2 separate regions of the Homo sapiens genome follow, and region 1 is linked to region 2. Evidence: chromatin contacts called from ENCODE Hi-C or POLR2A ChIA-PET data. All regions are on one chromosome and are shown on one strand. The core of a region is the stretch at or near the end of the contact, and the rest is flanking DNA. Distances in the headings are between cores, read along the strand shown.

Evidence for each region. A loop is a pair of places that touch in the nucleus more often than their neighbours do. ChIA-PET counts read pairs that join two places held with the same protein, here RNA polymerase II (POLR2A).
Region 1: a map of natural killer cell shows a loop between it and region 2 (5-fold over the local background). The contact joins the promoter of TAB2 here to the enhancer-like site in region 2. A Hi-C loop is called at or near these places in 1 of 168 maps with a recorded cell type or tissue (natural killer cell). POLR2A ChIA-PET finds 5 or more read pairs at or near these places in 1 of 52 experiments (WTC11).

What each region holds. Positions count from the first base shown.
Region 1 is chr6:149,316,055-149,320,521 of GRCh38, forward strand. TAB2 (TGF-beta activated kinase 1 (MAP3K7) binding protein 2) reads left to right here and starts at 1,658. Exons shown (of 7, transcript NM_001292034.3): 1 at 1,658-1,961. RefSeq lists silencers at 801-870, 921-1,460, 1,551-2,450 and enhancers at 2,541-2,720, 2,881-2,990.
Region 2 is chr6:148,557,762-148,562,364 of GRCh38, forward strand. No RefSeq gene overlaps it. Among named protein-coding and RNA genes, the nearest start is that of UST, 190 kb to the right of the region's middle. RefSeq lists a silencer at 2,086-2,265. Within about 2 kb of position 2,495, at least 9 of the 41 ENCODE cell types and tissues checked have a DNase peak (open chromatin) inside an H3K27ac peak, as active enhancers do.

The DNA.
Region 1 (4,467 bases), core at 408-2,907, 760 kb after region 2:
AATTATTTAATCAATTATTTTATCATTGAGTATGGAAATAATTCCTCAGAGAACTGCTGTAAAGCGTTAAAGTTAATGATTTCTTCTCGCCAGTAAAACTAGAATCTTCCCAATTTTGTAAATCCTAATTTTACTTTTGCTTCTCTTAATGGTATCACCAATGGAGAATAATTAAATTCCGATATTGTAAATCATAAGTACTTTCAGCTTTTGAAGTGGCAAAGTATTTGAATTGGTGCTATAGCCCAGACTTCAGGTATTTTCAAAGGATGAATGAGGAAAAAGGAAGTGGGGAGAAAGAACTTTTAACTGTGAGGAAGGCTCTACTATTTAAAAGATGGTTTAAAAAAAATTCTCACTGTAGCTACAGTGCTCACACTGGAAATAAAAGTATAAAAATGGTCCTTTAGGATTTTTCTCTGGAGTAAGAATTGTTTCAAGGAAGAAACTGCCAGGGATATGGACATTTTGGACAGGGGCAGAAAAATGCCCTAGTGTTTTGGACACCATGGAAGCGCTAGAATTTTTAAATAAATATTTCACATTGTGAGAAACGTCTGAGTATTAAACACGCTTTTTTTTTCCCTAGGGGGACACTAAACAAATATTTATTTAAGGAGGTAGAAACTTGAAGGCCCCCCCTCTTCCCGCAAAGCTAGTCTTTGGCTCTGCTTCTAGGACTTCTAGGAACGTGCAATTAAAATAAAATCGAAACAACGAAACCCTCGCAGCATTTAGATTTCTTTTTTCCCCCTCAACTGCTCAAGAAAAGTCAGAAGCCGACACTTTTTCCAAGTCTCGAAGTTGCCAGTTGTGAGGCTCCCAAGACGTCTCCCGCACACCCTAGGGACGATTCTGCACGGGTCCCTCCCGTTAGCCGGCGGTGCGATCCGGCTCCAAGGGGGTGTGTCCCGGACCGCAGCGACCCGGCGCCAGCCTCCGCCGCGGGCCCACCTGCTCCTCTCGGCCGCCGCAGCGCCCCGGGGTCCGGCCGGGCCCCCGGACCCCACCCGCGCGGCGCCGCCGGCCGCCCGGCAAGTCCCGCCACCCACTTCCGGACCCGGCCAGCCCCTCCGCTAGGTGCAGCTGGGACGCGAGCTCAGTTCCTTTCTTCCCTCAGCCCAAACTGCTAGCGGCCCCCGTGGCGGGAGGTGGAACCCGCAACCTACCCCCAAGGATGGGGGGCCCAGGCGGAGAAAGGGGGTCCCAGCCCTCCCCGGGCTGCCCGCACCGGCACCCCCCTCGCACGGCCCCAGCGGCGGCCCGCGTCCTCCCTCCAGCCCTAGCAAGACAGGCGTAGAGACTGCGAGTGTCGGGGGAGGGGTACAGGTCGGAGGAAGAGCATCCCCGGGCCGCAGCCGCAGCCGCCGCCGCCGCCGCCGCCTGCTGCTCCCCCGCCGTTCGGCTAGGGGAGGCCTCGTCACAGCCGCCGCCTCAGCCGCGGCTGCAGATCTCGCGGTGTTTGCCGGCCGCCGCGCCGCCATATTGTGTGACAGTATTTTGATTTGGACTGGGCTGGCGGAGCCGCGGCGAGAGCGAGCGAGAGCTGGGGGGGTGGGGGGAGGGCAGGCGAGCGCGAGGGGGGTGGGGGCAGAGGGAGGTGGGGAGGCCGAGCGAGCCGGAGCTGAGGATTGGGGAGCGGCGACGCCGCCCAGCCGTCGTTTTTGATCTGCTGCAGCCGCCGGCGGGGCGACCCAGCCCGACCCCCTCCCCTCCCCCTCAGCCAGGAGCGGTGGCGGCGGCGGCGGCCGGAGGGAGTTGGCGGCGGCGGGCGAGCGGAGGGGGCTGAGCGGGGAGGGAGGGAGGGCTGAGGTGTCCCCCCTGCCGGGTGGAACCGGAGGCGGCGGCGGCGCTGGCGGCGGCCGTGGTGGCGGAGGCGACGGTGGAGACGGCTGCCCTAGTGGGAGAGGCGGCGGCGGCGGCGGCCGAGGAGGAGGAGGGGGAAGCGGCGGCGGCAAAGGGTAAGCGGACAGCGCTGCCGGGCCTCGGCGGGATCCCCAACCTGGCTCTCCCCTCATCGCCCCGCACCCCCCTCCGTCTGGAAGGGGCTCTGCCGCCTCGCGAGGCCCGTGCGGGGCGTTCGCTTCTAACTTGCACTCTTCCTCCCTCCGCCTCTTTCCTTCCCCCAGTGGCGTGGCGGAGAGGGAGGCCCCCCGAGTCCCCCAGTCCGGTGGGGGTGGGGAGCATCGGGCCGGGCCTGGGCTCCGGGGCGTCCGTGCGGGGGGGGAGGGGGAGCTTCATTGGAATCGAGCGCCTAGGAGAGCCCCGGGTGGGGGAGGGCGCAAGGGGCTCGGGAGGGCCCCTCCCTGCGTCGGCGCCCCTGACCCGCCCCCAGGCATGTGTGAGGTGGGGGCGGGGGAGGAAAAATCTCCTTTTGGGGAGCCGAGGTCTAGTTAAAGATGACTCAGGGGCGGGGGTTTTGGGGACAGACACGGGGCAGTTATGTGGGGGTCGGGCGGGAGGGAGAACATCGTTCCTTTGCGGATCTTGGTTTTCTGCAGCCGTCTTTGAAGTGGGGGGCAAGCCCTACTATGAATATGTGGCCCCTTAAATTTCACTGGATGTTTCTGGTTTTCGGTCCCATCAACCTCAAACCCTACGATTGTGGTTGAGTCAGGGAGGCTGCAAGGGTCTCTTGGCGGTGCTGAACAGGTGACAGGTGGATCTTTCTGTTGCTGATGCTGTGAGATGTTCAGGCACAGTCGTACACCAAAGTGTCAGAGACCGTGTGAGTTTGTATTTATGTGTTTGGCCATGTTTCATTCCATATATAGTATATTTGAGATGTTAGGTTTCCATTCTTCAAGTCAGCTTAATTGTTGTGGATAAATTCTTCAAATGTTTCTGATAAGAGGGTTTTCCAGGAGAGCGGAGGGAATTTGCAGCCTCACAGGGGTTTCTCCGTAGTTCACGAAATTTAGGCCCCCAGTGCAGGCTGTTGAGTACCCTTATTCATTGGAAAGTTCTTGAACGCTAAGATCGTATTCAGAGCAACTGTACGGCAATATAATTTTGCATCCATTTTGTCTGTTTTAGGTAAGTTTGTAAAGTGTCTAATTTTGGGGTCAGATTGATTCACATTTTAGAAAAGGAATTTCGTTTCCGCTTTAGCATACTCTAAAGGTTATGATGATCATTATGCAATTCCAGATTTGGCCGGGAATTTTAGTGGGCATGGAATAGAATATTTGCTTTCAGTTTTTTCACTTCTGCTTACTACACTGTTCATACAGTAGCAGAGTATTGACACCTTTTAAAAAATATCTTTACATTCTTTGTAACAATGAAATCACGATTTTAAACTTTTGACGGTTTGAAACTGTAAATTTTGAAACCATGGCAGTTTGTAATAAAGGAAGACTTGCTTTTCTTTTGTTGTAGGCTTTGGCTGAGCATTTTAATTAGAAACAATGGGAAGAATTGTTAGATACATGAGCTATAGGCTAAATTAGGGTACAGTTAGTTTAAGGATTCTGCTGCTTTAAAAAAACATGTATGGAACGAATATGATGTACTATCAATGTGTTAACAGGAAATAGAACAAAAATTCCAGTGATTCAGAACTTCTGTTTGGGTTTTTCCCCCATAGGTCTAATCAGTTTCTAATAGAGGGTGCTTAAGTTTTAAATCTTTCAAGAATCAAACTGAAAGTTGAATACGTCAATTATAGATGAATAAGTTATCCCCTGAATATACTCCATTATTTCTTTTTTCTTTTGTGTGCATCGAGTTACTTTTCCTGAGTTTAAAAGTATTCTCTTAAGGACACTGATGAAATGCTACTATTGAACCCCCTTTAGTTAACTATTTCATAGTAGAACGTGTGCTTTAGTGACTCATTAAGAAGTGGATAAAATGGTCAGAACCTCATCAAATACATGTTTTTTGAAAAATAAATTTTAACTTAATCCCGTTTGATTGAAATCACACCTATGCTTGGTCCTCTAGTGGAAAAAAGCGCTTGCCTTCAGCTAAGGGTATTGCTAAGACTGGGAAACAATTTTTTTTTAATTTTGTTTTTGTTTTCTTTGTTTTTTGTTTTGAGACAGTCTCGCTCTGTCACCCAGGCTGGAGTGCAGTAGTGCGATCTTGACTCATTGCAACCTCTGCCTCCCGGGTTCAAGGGATTCTCCCGCCTCAGCCTTCCCAGTAGCTGGGATTACAGGCGCTTGCCACCACGCCCGGCTAATTTTTGTACTTTTAGTAGAGATGGAGTTTCACCATGATGGCCTGGCTGGTCTCGAACTCCTGACCTTAGGTGATCCACCCGCCTCAGCCTCCCAAATGCCTAATGAAATGAGGTTTTTAAACTCCGCAGTTATGTAGGCAGATCCCCACTTAGGTCAGTATTGAGAATTGCTTCTTTAGTATTAACAACTTACACTTGGTTAAATGTCTTATTACATTTGTGTCTTGGCAGAAATAGAAGTTTATTCTACATCCGTAATTTTCCCAGTAAGGAAAATT
Region 2 (4,603 bases), core at 1,245-3,744:
AACAGCTTCCAGTTACTTCGTTCAGACTTAATCATCCTTTACTTCTTTTTCCTTTCACATTCTGCATTCAACCTGTTGGGAAATCCTGTGGTCTCTGCTTTCAAAGTCTCTCCAGAATCTGACCATTCCTCACCGTCTCCACTACTACCAAACCAGCCCAAGCCACAGCCACCACCCTCGCCTCGATGCTCACTGTGGTTTCCTGCTTTTCCTGCCCCCATCTCCGCCCACCCTTGTGATCTACAGTAGCTCATACAGTAGCCTGGGTGACCTTGTTAAGGGCTGAACACTTGAATCTCCCCCAAGTTCGTATGTTGAAGCCCCAGCCTCCAGTGTGATGGTATTTGGAGGTGGGGCCTGTGGGAGATTATTAGATTTGGATGAGGTCACACAGGCGGAGCTGCATGATGGGATTAGTGCCCTTATGGGAAGAGGAAGAAGACACCAGGCATTACTTTCTCTCTCTACCATGTGAAGACACAGTGGGCAGGTGGCCAGCCGTGTGCAAGCCAGAAAGAGGACCCTCACCAGACTTTTTCTTTTTTTTTATGTTGTTGTTTTTGAGATGGAGGCCTTTTTGATTTTTTTTTTCTGAGATGGAGTCTCGCTCTGTCACCAGGCTAGAGTGCAATGGCGTGATCTCGGCACACTGCAACTTCCACCTCCTGGGTTCAAGTGATTTTCCTGCCTCAGCCTCCCGAGTAGCTGGGAGTACAGGCACGTGCCACCACACCCAGCTAATTTTTGTATTTTTAGTAGAGATGGGGTTTCACTATATTGGCCAGGCTGGTCTCGAACTCCTGACCTAGTGATCCACCTGCCTCAGCCTCCCAAAGTGCTGGGGTTACAGGCGTGAGTCACAGCGCCCAGCCTCCTCACCGGACTTTCTTGGACTTTCTAGCCTCCAGAGCTGTGAGGAAATGTTTGCTGTGTAAGTTACCCAGTCTATGGCATTTTGTTATGTATGGCAGCCCGAGCAGGCTAAGACAGACCTGTGAAAACATCAGGCAGATCGTGCCGCTCCTCTGCTCAAAACCTCCAATGGCCCCGTTTCTTTCAGAGTCAAAGGCAAATCCTTTGCGGTGGCCCAGCAGGTTCTGTGTAACCATCTCTTGTGACCTCCTAGCCTCCCCAGCCATCGCTACTCTTCAGCCACTCTGATTCAGCCACACAGGCTTTCTCCTTGGTCCGCAAGTTTAACGGACCGCTCTCACCTCGGGCCTCTGCAGGCTTCCTTCTGCCTGGAAGTCTCTTCTTCAGAAAGACCCTGTGGTTTTCTCATGCCCTTCTACAGGTCTTTGCTCAAAGGACACTTTTCAGAGTCCTGGCCTGATTCCGTCATCTGAAACTGCCTCTCCCTCAGCCTTTCCCTGGGCTACCACTCTCGAGTCCCACACCTGTGCCAGTTTCCACCTGGCGTTCATTCTCACCTTCTAACACACTGTGTCATCTTTAGGTTTATTGCTTAGTACCTTTCTCCCTTGCTACAATTTAACATCCGGGAACGCACAGGTTTGCTCCCTGGTGAACCTGAACCCTCTCCACTTGACACGTGGTATTTGCTGAATGAATGACTATTCCAGAATGACTAGCCCTTGGATCCTAAATGCAAACGCTGAAGAGGCTCTATTTTAACCCTCTTCTTTCCTAGGTTAGGAGACGGAGACCCAGAGGGGTGACACGAGGGGCTGAGGTCCATACGCGGATGGCTAGTGACAAGGTAAATAGACAAAGAGGCGGCTCCTCTCTGCGTATCCAAGGCTTAACTTTGACTTAACTTTGACCCACAGATTATTACCTTAAACCTGCTGGAGTGACCAGTTCTCAGGACTGGAAGTTGTGGAAATGACTATCAAGGGTGGTTTTGTGAACGTGTAGCTCATCACCGAAATCCACACGGAGTTTCCCTACTTTTAATGTCGGGTCACCTTCACATGTGCAGGTGCTAAATGTATCCATCCTCACATTGGGCACTACCAGGAACAGAAACATCTAATTTATTGTCTGTGGAAAATACAAAAATTGTTTCATAAAAAAAGAGAAAAACCTACAATTTTGGATTTCTTATGGATTTCCAAGTCAAAAAACAGTGGCTTAGAAAGAAATCAGGGCCCAGAGCCGGTTTCAGGTTTCGGCCTCCGTCTTGCCGAGCGAGCCGCTGCTGCAGTGCGTGGCCGCCAGAGGGCACTGCTTCGCCAGGCTGGAGGCCGAGCCAGCTCGCCGGGAGGCGCTGGTGGGAGGCGCGGGAGCCCCCGGGAGGAGCGCGTCCACGCCGCGCGGTGCGGAGCCGAGCCGCAGCCCCGAAACCGAGTGCGGCGGCAGCAGGGCCGGCAGGACCGCCACGACTCACCAAGTGAGCAGCGAGACCTGGAGTCCTGTAACCAAAACACCTATTAAAACTCCCAGGAGAGCGATGATGGGTGACCGATGGAACTCCTGGCTGCTTTCATGACCGGAGCTGGGCGGCCGCCTCGGTGTCCTGCACCTGCTGGGGTGCAGCGTCCACGTGTCTGTGTGTGCGCAGGCGCCCTCTTGCCTACTGCGGGAGCAAGCTGGGGGAAGCCGGATTAGGTCACTCCAAGGCCCTAAACTTTAGATGTCAAGCAATGGTGAGGGAACACCAGCCGCATTTTTTGTCTGAACATTTATTTGCTCATGGCCCAGAATAGCCTAGCAGTATAAGAGCAGCTGCCATCACTCAGTCCTGATGTGTAGTGAACGTACACACTCCTGAGAGCAGTTACCCTTCACAGGATGCCTGTGCACCGAACACCGAGATCCCCACTTTATAGCTGAAGGAACTGCAGCCACGAAGGTCGCAGGGAGAAGAGATGAGATTTGACCTTGTGTTATTTTATTCTGATGCCCTTTGGCTTAACAACTACTGAATAACTCCCTGGTTCTCAGCAGAACCCGTGAGAGATGTATAATTCGAGATTTTTTGCACGGAATTGGCTTAATTGCGAGGTGTGACGAGGCAAGTCTGAAATCCATAGGGCAGGCTGATCATCAGGAAGGACAGGCTGGAACTCACAGACACCAGCTGATGCTGCTGTCCACCATGACATTTCTTCTTCATCAAGGACGCCTCAGCTTTGCTTCTAAGGCCTTCTGATGCATTGAATCAGGCCCATCTGGATTGTCTAGGACAGGGGTCCCCAGCCCCTGGGCCACAGACTGGTACCAGTCCATGGCCTGTTAGGATCTGATTGCCTGTGAGATCAGTGGCATTGGATTCTCACAGGATCGCAAACCCTACTGTGAACTACACATGCAAGGGATCTAGGCTTCAGGCTCCTTATGAGAATCTAATGCCTGATGATCTGTCCTTGCCTCCCATCACCCCCAGAAGGGACCATCTAGTTGCAGGAAGACAAGCTCAGGGCTCCCACTGATTCTACATTATGGTGAGTATGTAATAATAATAGAAAGAAAGATGCACAATAAATGAAACATGCTTGAATCATCCTGAAACCATCCCCTCGCACCCCACCCCATCTACGGAAAAATTTTCTTGCATGGAACTGGTGACCAGTGCCAAAACGGTTGGGGACTGCTGGTCTAGGATACTCTCCCTTACTTAAAGTCAACTGATTTGGGGTTTTAATTTCATCTACAAAATACCTTCATAGAAACACCTAAGTTTGTGTTTCATTGAATAACTGGGGAGAGTAGAACACCATTATACCTGGGAAGCTTTGCAAAGGAGGCTGCCCGGGGCCTACTGCAGACCAATTGAATCTGAACTTCAGGGAATGAAGTCTGGACATTCATGAGTTTTTGCAAGTTCCACAAGTTATTCTGATGCATAGTAAGGGTTAAAAACTATGAGTATCTTCAGTGAAGGAGTTCCTGGGGCCTTGAAATTTACATTGAGCCACCAGCACTTGGTCCACTGTGCTGGGATCACAGGAGAAAAGACAGCGCCCAGCCTGGAGGTGGTGTGCTCTGGAGTTGTGCTTGCTCTGTGACCCCAGGCAGGTCCTTTCACTGCTCAGCCTCATTGTCATTATTTGTGCACATAGCAGGTGCCGGGAAAAGACCTGCCTGCCCCACTGACCTTTCTGCGAAAGCCACCCCTCTGCTGTCTGATGGCAGAATCTCTGCTTTGTTTGGCCTCATTATTTCCAGTCCCAGGACATGAATCGTAATTGGCTCAAACCAGTGGCAGCTGTGTCGGCCCCTCCCTCCCAAGCCCCCTTTGCCAGCTTCCCTTGCAGCCATTAGTGGCCACAGGACCCAACTGTATCCAATAAGGCACAGGCGGAGGGTGATATTTTCCTCACTCATAGAAGATTCTCCTGCCACCTCCCAGGCAACAGTAAAGATGAGGGTAGGGCAGCAGCCACATGGACCACATCAATGACTCAAGCCCACCCAACAGGGAGGAAAATCAGAAACTAGTCACAGCTTGTGTCCTCAATGCCACTTTGGAGCCAGGGCATTGTTTTCCTCCTTCAATTATAAAGTATTTGCAAGAATGCCTGCCCTGATTGGCAGTAGTCAAGGCAGGGAAAGGGAGAGAAAGATTCTGTAGCTGTTTCATTTCAGAGCTTTGGAATGTGTGGAGCTAACAGGGGTTTTGGAGAGGGAAGATTCAGAA